2 separate regions of the Homo sapiens genome follow, and region 1 is linked to region 2. A link is an interaction called in ENCODE POLR2A ChIA-PET data of the cell type or tissue named here. Cell type or tissue: PC-9. All regions are shown on one strand. Links, peaks and the distances in the headings refer to the core of each region. The heading gives the core; the rest is flanking DNA.

Evidence for each region. ChIA-PET counts read pairs that join two places held together with the same protein. Peaks named below come from ENCODE experiments on the same cell type or tissue, not always from the same donor. Only the 100,000 strongest peaks of a DNase experiment are listed, where the experiment ranks them.
Region 1: POLR2A ChIA-PET joins it to region 2 with 5 read pairs; 1 of 35 experiments calls an interaction of 5 or more read pairs at or near these places.

The regions. Positions count from the first base shown.
Region 1 is chr11:68,299,999-68,304,849 of GRCh38, forward strand. It overlaps a transcript of LRP5 not described here. Among named protein-coding and RNA genes, the nearest start is that of LRP5, 10 kb to the right of the region's middle. RefSeq lists an enhancer at 240-987. In PC-9, for the core only: no CTCF peak of the experiment used is centred there; a DNase peak (open chromatin) is centred at 2,893; H3K27ac peaks cover 1,222 bases.
Region 2 is chr11:68,539,925-68,546,297 of GRCh38, forward strand. PPP6R3 (protein phosphatase 6 regulatory subunit 3) reads left to right here. Exons shown (of 24, transcript NM_001164161.2): 4 at 4,914-5,100. Among named protein-coding and RNA genes, the nearest start is that of PPP6R3, 82 kb to the left of the region's middle. RefSeq lists enhancers at 360-1,065, 3,326-3,826, 3,827-4,327. In PC-9, for the core only: no CTCF peak of the experiment used is centred there; a DNase peak (open chromatin) is centred at 2,907.

The DNA of each region.
Region 1 (4,851 bases), core at 852-4,851, 240 kb before region 2:
GCGATTCTCCTGCCTCAGCCTCCTAAGTAGCTAGCCACCATGCCCAGTTAATTTTTTTTTTTTCAGTAGATACAGGGTTTCACCATGCTGGCCAGGATGGTCTCAATCTCTTGACCTCATGATCCGCCCACCTTGGCCTCCCAAAGTGCTGGGAGCCACCCCAAAGTACAGGCATGAGCCACCGTGCCTGGCCAGGCCTTTGTTTTTAAGAAGGGAGAATCCCGTGGCGTTTACAAGCTGAGGAGATGGAGCTGGCCGAGGATGAGTGAGCTGGAGGGCTCTATGCAGGGGTGAGGGCCTGGAGGAGGACAAGGGAGGGGATTAGCCTGGGTTCAGATCCCAGCCTGGCCACTTCCTCGCTGCATGACCCTGGGCAGGGCCATCCCTGTTCTGGCCCTTGCTGTCTCTGGAATTGGTTTGGAGGAATCAGGGGCATTAAGGTGGGACATTCTGCCTCCATTTTGCTTCAAGTACTGAAGGCCTCAGACAGCAAAATAGATGCCCCTGCCCAGGACTCCAAGCTTCAGGGGGCCCCACTTCTGCCCCCATGTGGCCCAGGGGATATGCCCTCAGCACCCAAACCCTCTTTCCAGGCTTTGCACCAAGTACTTGGACCCCAAATTCCCTGCCCAAGCCGCAGAGGCCATACGGATGCCTCCCTCAGACCCACCACAGGGGGACCTCGCCCTTGGTGGGGGCCGGGGGAGGTCCATGGTCCAGCTCCTCTGTCACCGTGCTCCAGCACAGCACCTCAAGCAGTCCAGAAAGTTCTACATGGAGCCGCCTTCCAGGTGTTGTGGGATGTATCTGTCCAGCCAGGGAGATGGGGTGCTCTATTCCATCACTTGTTGGCTGATATATACATTTATTTTTTCTTTACAGTGACTATCCATTATTTTATTTTATTTTAATTAATTCATTAATTTATTTTTTTTTTATTTTTTTGAGAGAGAGTTTCGCTCTTGCTTTTGCCCAGGCTGGAGTGCAATGACGCGATCTCGGCTCATCACAACCTCTGCCTCTCGGGTTCAAGCAATTCTCCTGCCTCAGCCTCCCTAGTAGCTGGGATGACAGACGTGCACCACCACGTCTGGCTAATTTTTTTGTATTTTTGTTAGAGACAGGGTTACACCATGTTGGCCAGGCTGGTCTCAAACTCCTGGCCTCAGGTGATCCGCCTACCTTGGCCTCCCAAAATGTTGAGATTACAGATGTGAGCCATCCCTGTCAGGGCCACTGCACCCAGCCTCATAATTTTATTATCTAGATTCAAAATTTGTTAAGGTTTTGCTACCTTTGCCAGAAATGTAAATATTGAAGGTACATTGGGCTGAGTGCAGTGGCTCACGCCTGTGGTCCCAGCTACTTTGGGAGGCTGAGGCAGGAGGATTGCTTGAGCCCAGGAGGTTGAGGCTGCAGTGAGCTGTGATTGTGCCACTGCACTCCAGCCTGGGCAACAGAGCAAGACCCTGTCTCTAAAAAATAATAAATAAATAAAAATAAATGTGATGTTGCCAACAGCATGATGCTTTCCATGAGAGTTCAAAAGAGATCTCCTGAGAACATTCTGCCACAGAAACAGAATCATTTGTCACACCTGCAAAATACTAACAATTCTTATTTATTTATTTATTTTTTTTTTGAGATGGAGTTTCACTCTGTCGCCCAGGCTGGAGTGCAGTGGTGTGATCTCGGCTCACTGCAAGCTCCACCTCCCAGGTTCACACCATTCTTCTCCTGCCTCAGCCTCCCGAGTAGCTGGGACTACAGGCGCCCGCCACCATGCCTGGCTAATTTTTTTTGTATTTTTTAGTAGAGACGGGGCTTCACTGTGTTAGCCAGGATGGTCTCGATCTCCTGACCTCGTGATCCGCCTGCCTCGGCCTCCCAAAGTGCTGGGATTACAGGCGTGAGCCACCGCTCCCAGCCCACAATTCTTAATAGCATCAGATCTATTTTTAAGCAGGACATGATCAATCAGCCTATGTCTTTCATCTATTTTTGCCTGGAAAAATCCCTCTACCTTTTTGTAAATGGCATTGATGTGCTGAGGCATGGTTTAAGACTTGTGAGTGGGGCCAGGCACAGTGGCTCACGCCTGTAATCCCAGCACTTTGGGAGGCCAAGGCGGGCAGATCACTTGAGGTCAGGAGTTCAAGACCAGCCTGGCCATCTCATCTCTACTAGAAATACAAAAAATTAGCTGGGCGTGGTGGTGCCACCTGTAGTCCCAGCTACTCAGGAGGCTGAGGCAGGGGGATCACTTGAACCCAGAAGGCAGAGGTTGCAGTGAGCTAAGATGGCACCACTGTACTCCAGCCCTGATGACAGAGCAAGACTCCATCTCAAAAAAAAAAAAAAAAAAAAAAGACTTGTAAGTGACAAGCCCGGTCCTGGGGCCTGCTCTGTGTTCCTGTCCTGGGTTCCACCCATGCTTGCGGGGAGGGGGCCTGCAGAAGGAAACCTGACTCCACCAGCCCCAGAGTGACCAACTTGCTCCTGTTTGCTCCAGACTTTTGCAGTTTTATTCCTGAAAATGCCCCCTCAGTTCTAGGTAAACCAGGATGGTCGGTTGCCCTAGTTAGCCCACCATCCACCTTGAGAATCTAACAGCGGAGTGGGTGAGGCGGGAAGGAGAGAGAGGCTTGGGGACTTGTCCCTCTCTTGTTCATCTCAGGCCTGGCAAGAAAGGACATGTGTCCCCTGGAGATGGGTTGGGGGCATGACACACATGTCTGGTGTTTGCTCTGATCAAAGGCAAGGCTGTGGCTGCAGCTGTCTGGCGGGCCGTGGCGCTGAACAGGTGGCCTCGCTGGCACAAGCTGCCCTTCCCAGATGATCAGGAAAAGGTGTGTTCCCGGGGACCAGATGCTTCTGAGCAATGTCCAAGGTGCCCACAAGAGCCTGTGAGGGATGACTCAGCACTGGGAATCCATAAACCCACAAGGCCCCAGAGCCAGGTCATGGGGTGCTGGGCCTCCTGGGATGGCCTTTCCTACTCCCTCTGTTCCTCCTTGAGGAGCGGAGGCAGCTGAGGTGGGAGGAACACGTGCAGAAAGAGAGAAGGAGCTGGCCTGGCCTTTCTCCATGGTGGCAAAGATGCAGCTTTAAATAAACTTAAGTTATTTATGTATTTATTTATTTATTTATTGAGACAGGATCTTGCTCTGTTGCCCAAGCTGGACTGCAGTGATGTGATCACAGCTCACTGCAGCCTCAACCTCCTGGGTTCAAGTGATCCTCTTGCCTCAGCCTCCCGATTAGCTGGTTAAATGATTGTGACCAAAATGCTGACAGTGATATGGACAAGCCAAGGCCAGGGTGATGAGTCTCAGATGGAAATGAGGAACTTATTGGGAACTGGAGCAAAGGTCACTTTCGTTATGCCTTAGCAAATAATTTGGCTGTATTATTTTCATGCCCTAGGGATCTGTTGAAGTTTGAACATAAGAGGGATGACCCAGGACATCTGGGGGAAGACATTTCTTCCCTTCCTCCTTCCTTCCTTCCTTTCGAGATCAAATCTTATTCTGTCACCAGGCTGGAGTGCAGTGGCATGATCTGGGCTCACTGCAACCTCTGCCTCCCAGGTTCAAGTAATTCTCCTGCCTCAGCCTCTCCAGTAGCTGGGACTACAGGTCTGCGCCACCACACCAAGCTAATTTTTTTGTATTTTTAGTAGAGATGGGTTTCACCATGTTGACCAGGATGGTCTCGATCTCCTGATCTCGTGATCTGCCCACCTAGGCCTCCCAAAGTGCTGGGATTACAGGTGTGAGCCACCAAGCGTGGCCATAAATTTTGAAGCAGCAAAGCATTCAAGATGTGGCCCAGCTTCTTTGAATTCCCTATGCTCAAATGCAGGAGCAAATAAATGAATTAAAGTTAGAAGTTATATTTAAAGGTAAAACAGAGCATAAAAGTTTGGAAAATTTGCAGCCTGGCCATGTGACAAAGAAAGAAAAAGCTTTTTCAGGAGAGGAGTTCAAGCCGGCAGTGGAGTAACCTCTTGCTAGAGGATTTGCATAACTAAAAAGGAGCCGACTGCCAATAACTGAGACAATAGGAAATAGGCCTCAGAGGCAAAAAGGCCTCAAAGGCATTTCAGAGATCTTCCACAACCCTCCCATCACAGGCCCAGAGGATGAGGAGGAAAGAATGGTTTCATTGTCCAGGCACAGGGCCCTGCTGCTCTGCACAGCCTCAGGACACTGCTCCCTGCCTGCATCTAGACTGTTCCAGCTCCAGCCTTGGCTCAAAGGGCCATAGTCACAGCTCAGGCTGCTGCTTCAGAGGGTTCCAGCCATACACCTTGGCAGCTTCCATGTGGTGTTAAGCCTGTAGGTGTGCAGAGTGCAAGAGTGAAGGAAGCTTGACACCATCCACCTAGATGTCAGAGGATGTATGAGAAAGCCTGGGAGCCCAGGAAGAAGGCTGCTGCAGGGGCAGAGCCTTCCCATTGGAGGGGAAATGTGGGGTTGGAGGCCCCACATAGAGTCCCCACTGGGACAATGCCTAGTGGAGCTGCGGGACGGGGCCGCCACCATCCACACCCCAGAATGGTAGATCACCAGCAGCTTGCACCCTGCACCTGGAAAAGCCGCAGGCCCTCATCTCCAATCTGTAAGAGCAGCCATGGGGACTGAATTCTGCAAAGCCGCAGGAATAGAGCTGCCCAAGGCCTTGGGAGCCTGCCCCTTGCACCAGTGTGCCCTGGCTATGGGACATGGAGTTTAAGGAGGTTATTTTGGAGCTTTAAGATTGAATGATTGCTCTGCTGGGTTTTGGACTTGCTTGGGGCCTATAGCCCCTTTCTTTTGACAGATTTCTCCCTTTTGGAACAGGAATGTT
Region 2 (6,373 bases), core at 1,287-5,286:
TACAACCAGGAACATCCAGGCAGGGGGAACAGCAAGTGTGGAAGCACTAATGTGCTCATGTGCTTGGTGTGCCCCAAGAACATCTGGGCAGCCAGAGAAGGGGCAGCATTGTGAATGAGGGAAAATGGAAGGAGGGAGGGTTGGAGTGAAGGTGGAGCACCTCTGGAGACAGGCCATGCAAGGCCTGGTAGGCTCAGCCAGGATGCTTGCTATACTTGGGATGAGATGGGAAGCCACCAGAGGGTTTTGAGCAAATGTGTGCATGTTGGGGAATCTGCCCCGATATTCACATAGGTTCTTTTCTGTTTTCCCTAAGCGTCAGTCGGCTTGAGAAATAAAGGGACAGAGTTCAGAAGAGAGATTTTAAAAGCTGGGCGTCCGGGGGAGACATCACATGTCAGTAGGTTCCGTGATGCCCCACAAGCCACAAAAACCAGCAAGTTTTTATTAGAAGTTTTCAAAAGGGGAGGGAGTGTGCAAATAGGTGTGGGTGACAGACATCAAGTACTTAACAGGGTAATAGAATATCACAAGGCAAGTGGAGGCAGGGCGAGATCACAGGACCGGGGCAAAATTAAAATTGCTAATGAAGTTTTGGGCACCATTGTCATTGATAACATCTTATCAGGAGACAGGGTTTTGAGATCAACCCGTCTGACCAAAATTTGTTAGGCGGGAAGTTCCTCTTCCTAATAAGCCTGGGAGCATTATGGGAGACTGGAGTCTGTCTCACCTCTGCACTGACCATAAGAGATGACCACACCCAGGGGGGCCAGTTTAGAGACCTACCCCCAGGTGCGCATTCTCTTTCTCAGGGATGTTCCATGCTGAGAAAAAGAATTGAGCGATATTTCTCCCATTTGCTTTTGAAAGAAGAGAAATATGGCTCTGTTCCGCCTGGCTCACCTGCGGTCAGAGTTTAAGGTTATCTGTCTTGTTCCCTGAACATCGCTGCTATCCTGTTCTTTTTTTAAGATGCTCAGATTTCATATTGCTCAAACACACATGCTGTACAATTTGTGCAGTTAAGGCAATTATCACATGGTCCTGAAGTGACATACATCCTCCTCAACTGACAGGATTAAGAGATTAAAGTAAAGACAGGCATAGGAAAGCACAAGGGTATTGATTTGGGGAGGTGATAAGTGTCCATGAAATCTTTACAATTTATATTTAGAGATTGCAGTAAAGACAGACATAAGAAATCACAAAAGTATTAATTTGGGGAACTAATAAATGTCTATGAAATCTTCACAATCTACGTTCTTCTGCCATGGCTTCAGCTGGTCCCTCTGTTTGGGGTCCCTGACTTCCTGCAACCTGTGCCATAGTCTGACTTTGTTCCTTAGGAGTGCTCTGCCTGCTCTGTGGTTAGGGACTGTAGGAGGACAGAAGTGGAAGTACAGTTGGCTGCAGTGATCAGCAGAGAAAAACAAGATCTTAGTGGACCTGATTGTTGAGAAGCGGTCAGATTTCCAGAGGCACTAGATGAAGTTAGAACTGAAGGGGTTTCCTCTAGGTATGGAATGGGAGATAAAGTGTCAAGAGTGACTATGAGGATTTTGGCCTGGGCAGTTAAGAGGATGGAGTGGCTTTATGGCAGTGAAATAAGATTGCAGAGGGAAAGGGCAGGAGTTTGGGTCTGGCCCTGTCACATTTGAAATGCCTGTTAGACATGAGGTGGAGATGAGGCCTAGTGGTAGGTGGACAGAGGACATGTAAAGCCACAAGGCTGAATGAGATCGCCTGCAGAGCTGATGGAGCTAGAAGAAAGCTTCTGAAACTGGAGATGGGTAGTGTGGGCTGGCCTGGGTTCCACTGAGGGATGGAGGAGTGATTGGATGCAAGAGGAGAACCTGGGGGCTGCTACCCTGGAAACCAAGGGAAGTCTGGCTTCAGGAAGGAGGGGGGACAGTGGGTTAGCGGTACTGCTCATAAGAAACCACTCAGTTTGTAACATGGAGATCATGGGCCCCATCAGTACAGGTTCTTTGGAGGGGCCCAGGTGAAAGCCTGGAGGCAAGCAGAGACAACTCTTTGAAGTGATTTCTTGTAACAGGAGCAGAGAGGAAGTGGTAGGTCGAGGCAGATTTGGAGTCAGGGGTGGTGTGGGGTTTTGTTTTTTCCTAAATGGAAGTGATGACCTGTGAGAACGTTGCAGCACAGAGGAAACACAGCCAGTGTGAGGGAGCAGGCCGCCGAGTGATGCATTGTGCTGGAGTGGGCGGGGGTGGGGGCATGTGGTCCAGAGCATACATGCAGGAGATGACCTCAGGAGCAAGGGCCACTCCCCTGGAGCGAGGAGGAAGTGCCCAGCTGTAGGTGGGGATGTGATAGGGCTGGGTTCCCTTCTGATTGCCTTCTCTGTGTTCTCAGGCAAAGGAAGCGAGGTCAGAGCCTATGGAGGAGGAGGGGTCTTGCCGAGGGTGGAGTGGAGGCATCTTTGGGTGCTTGAGAAGCTGCTGTTTTTTTTTTTTTTTTTTTTTTAAGACAGAGTCTTGCTCTGTCATCCAGGCTGGAGTGCAGTGGCGCAGTCACAGCTGGCTGCAACCTCTGCCTCCCAGGTTCAAGTGATTCCTGTGCCTCAGCCTCCTGAATAGCTGAGACTACAGGTGTGTGCCACCACACCTGGCTAATTTTTGTGTTTTTAGTAGAGATGGGGTTTTGCCACATTGGCCAGGCTGGTCATGAACTCCTGACCTCTGGTGATCCATCCATCTTGGCCTCCCAAAGTGCTGGGACTATTGGTGTGCGCCACCGCGCTCGGCCTTGAGAAGCTTCTTGAATGTTAAGGAGGGAGGGAAGGAGAGTAGCCCCAGCCTGTCTGGAACCAGAACTCTGAGCTTTTTGTGTAATGGCTAACATTATGCATGCTTCTTGAGTTAGGTCATACCACCCAGTCACCTAGAAAAAGTGAACAAATTTTAAAGTTGCTCATCTGGACTTTCTCTGTCAGAGTTTGGAGAAAACACTCATGCATTTGATTCACAGCCAGGAGTCCGCTTGCCTTTTACTGATCTTCTGTTTGTCAGCAGTTTCCACATTAAGACAGTTGAGTGAGTGCATCTCCCCAACCCACTCTAGCAGCATTCTGCCATTTTATAGTGAAAATAAAGAGGAATGAAAACAGCTGTCATTTATTAAACACTTATTTACTTTATGCCAGGCCCTCTTCCCAGCCTTTTTTACTCCCCTCCTCCATAAGATAAGGACTATTGTCTTAATCTTACTAACTTGGAAACTGAGGCCCAGAGAGGTTAAGTAACTTGTCCAAGGTTATACAGCATGTAAGTGGTAGAGGCCGGTTTTGAACTTAGCTAGTGTGACTCTAGTAGCTGCACCTGTAACCGCTGCATCAGCCCACTCCTGGGATAATGGGTACTTTACAGGGGTTTATATTCTGGCATCTTGAAGCCCATGCTACGTAAATTGAGGGAGGAGACTTTACTTCCCAAAGACCCATACATCTGCCAGGTCTGTTTTTTTTTTTTTCCTTTTCTGTTTTCTTTATACAAAGACTCATTTTGGGACCTTCTCATACTCTTCTGTCTTTAGGCCTCACACCAGAGCCTGTCAAGTGCCGTGGCTTTCTGGTTCGTCACCAGTGGTCTTTTTGTGCCAGGGTCTTGCTGCAGGCAGCACTTGCTTGCCTTGGATGCCCCAGGTGTGTCGTATACGTGTCCCTCCTGCCCCAGTCTTCCCTGGTTTCTTTTGTCATGCAGCCACGTTTGGCTATTTTGCCATCTCTCTGTCTTGCTCAGCTTTTGAGCTTGCCACTCCTGATGACTTGTTGGGGCGCTGGGTCCTGGCTGTCCAGCAGGGAGGAGTGTAAGAGCAGAGTAATTCTGGGTCAGCTAGAGTATCGTCTGGATAGGCTCAACGTCTCTGTTGTTGCTAGTGAAAACAGACACGAGATTGTCATAGTAGGAGTAAGTGGAGGAAATGGACCTGCTGCCTGTTTGCAGAGGGTCAGTGGTCTGGTTGTCAGAGGCAAGCATTTCTAAAGCCATGGGGTCTGTAGAAGAGCCTGTGTGGGTCCATATAGAGCAGGTGTCATGTTCTTAGCCGTGGGCCTTCTACAGGAGAGACAGCATGGTGAAGACTCATGGTGGGCTGACTTTGTGTCTGTGCTGATATCCAGATACTGGAAGGCTGATGTGGAGAGCACTAGTTTTGTTTTGTTTTGGTTTTGACACAAGGTCTCACTCTTGCCCAGGCTGGAGTGCAACAGTCATAGCTCTTTGTAGCCTCAAACTTGTGGGCTCAAGTGATCCTCTAATCTCAGCCTCCTAAATAGCTAGGACAACATTTTTTTTGTATACTGCTTCCTGCCTTGGTAGCCCAGGCTGATGTCCTGTTCCCCCCTTCATTATAGTAGGATGCTTACTCTCTTAAGATGTAATATAGACTTAGTACCATTTACAACCCATCTAAAGATAAAGGCTGGTCCAGGTCCCTACAGAGTGCCTTAAGTCATTACAAGGTGCTGCATGCAGTGCAGTTTCCTGGAAACCAGTGTCCTCCACAGTTGTCCGCAAGCTTTGCTGCTTCCCATGCCAGAGGAGGCTGTAGCCTGATGGCTCGTACGTCCAGCCGCTTTCCTCGCTGATCGTGGAGAAGGCCCGGGCCCTGCAGCATGACCTCTCTGGGCTTCTGAGTACTAGGTGCGCTCTAGTTTCTTCAGGGAAAATGTATTCTTGTTAAAGCTTGGTTTAAAAACAATTTTTTAGATAGTAGAAAATTTATTTTAGTCTGGAGGTAGGTTGAACAGAATGGATTGAAATGATTTCCTGATTTCCAGTAAACGATTTTATTTTTTTCACAAAATCTTGGGAAGCCTTTCTGATTTGTGTTTATCTTTATGTAATTAAACTGTTAATAAAGATGATGATGTAAATATCCTGTTCTTCTAGGTATCCAAATATATCTTGTGAGTTGCTCACTTCTGATGTCTCCCAGATGAATGATAGACTGGGAGAAGATGAATCCTTGCTAATGAAATTATATAGCTTCCTCCTAAACGATTCCCCTTTGAATCCACTACTTGCCAGTTTCTTCAGCAAGGTGCTAAGTATTCTTATCAGCAGAAAACCAGAACAGGTAAATATGATTTTCCAAAAGGTAAGTATTAGGGCTGATCATCCCCTTGAGGTGATCCCCCAGTACTTGTTGCTTTAAGAGTTCTAACTTTGCCTTAAGTTCAGGTTGTATAAGAGAATGTATTTTAAACCTTAAACATTCTAAGCACTCACATACTATTTGTATGTTAATGAATATTTCTAATATGGCATAATCTCAAATTTCACTTAATTTGTTAGCATACTTTAGTTTCCTCTTTTGAGAAGTGGGTAGAAGATGAGAATATTGGGTACCCATTTGTGAAGACAGGGCTTAACTAAGATGGCAAGTATAATAACTAAGCAGTTGAATATGTCACCAAACAATTGCTTTGTTTTGTTTTTCCCCCATTGATGATCAGAGATGAAGCTTAAACCAAAAACCTTTCCCACAAATGTAATTGGTGATTGGTTTGTACTAATGGTGATTCTGTTTTGATTCTACTCAAAACTTCTCCAGTGTCAGGCTTGAGACATCTGAGTGTATAGACTGCTGTGTACATTTGCAGCTGTGCTGTTCCTATCCAGTGTGGTTTGACAGAAACTTCACTTGGTTCTCTAAGTGTGGTCCCTGAACCAGCAGCCCCTCAGTATTACCTGAGAATTTGTTAGAAATGTAAGTTCTTGAGTCCTATTCCAGACCTGCTGAATCAGAAACTCTGAGAGATGGGCCCAGCAGTCTGGGTTTTAGCAAGCCTTCCAGCTAACTCTGATGCATGCTAACATTTGAGAACCACCGCTTTAGTGGATATTGTTGTGAAAAAGGATCTGCTTATCTGGAGATTTTAGTCATTTTATGGAAATAGGCACTCAGGGAACAACTAGAGCCTCAGATATTCAAGTATAAACTATAGCAGATTTGCCAGAATTGCAAGTATAGGTGTGATGATACGGGGCAAAAGTGGTCAAACCAGTTGGTCCTGCCATCCTTCATGATAGAAAATGGCTCTGGGTGACCCATTGTTGCTATCAGCACTTGTGGAAGGACTGGAGCTATTTTGGGCCCAGTGTGTCCTGTCCTATGCCAAGGCAAAGTGGATACATGCTTTATTTTAGAAAGAGATATTTCTTTCTTTCACTTAATGGAGTAGGATAAGCTTTCTAAGTTGATTGGAAATGAGATTCTTTTCACTTTGGTAATAATCCCCAAATCATGATTAATGTAGATTGTCTCTTTTTTTCTGCCTTCTAGTTAGAAATACAAGAACTGCTGGCTGTTTTAGGAGAGTGGAAGCCATCCTATCACCCTGATATTA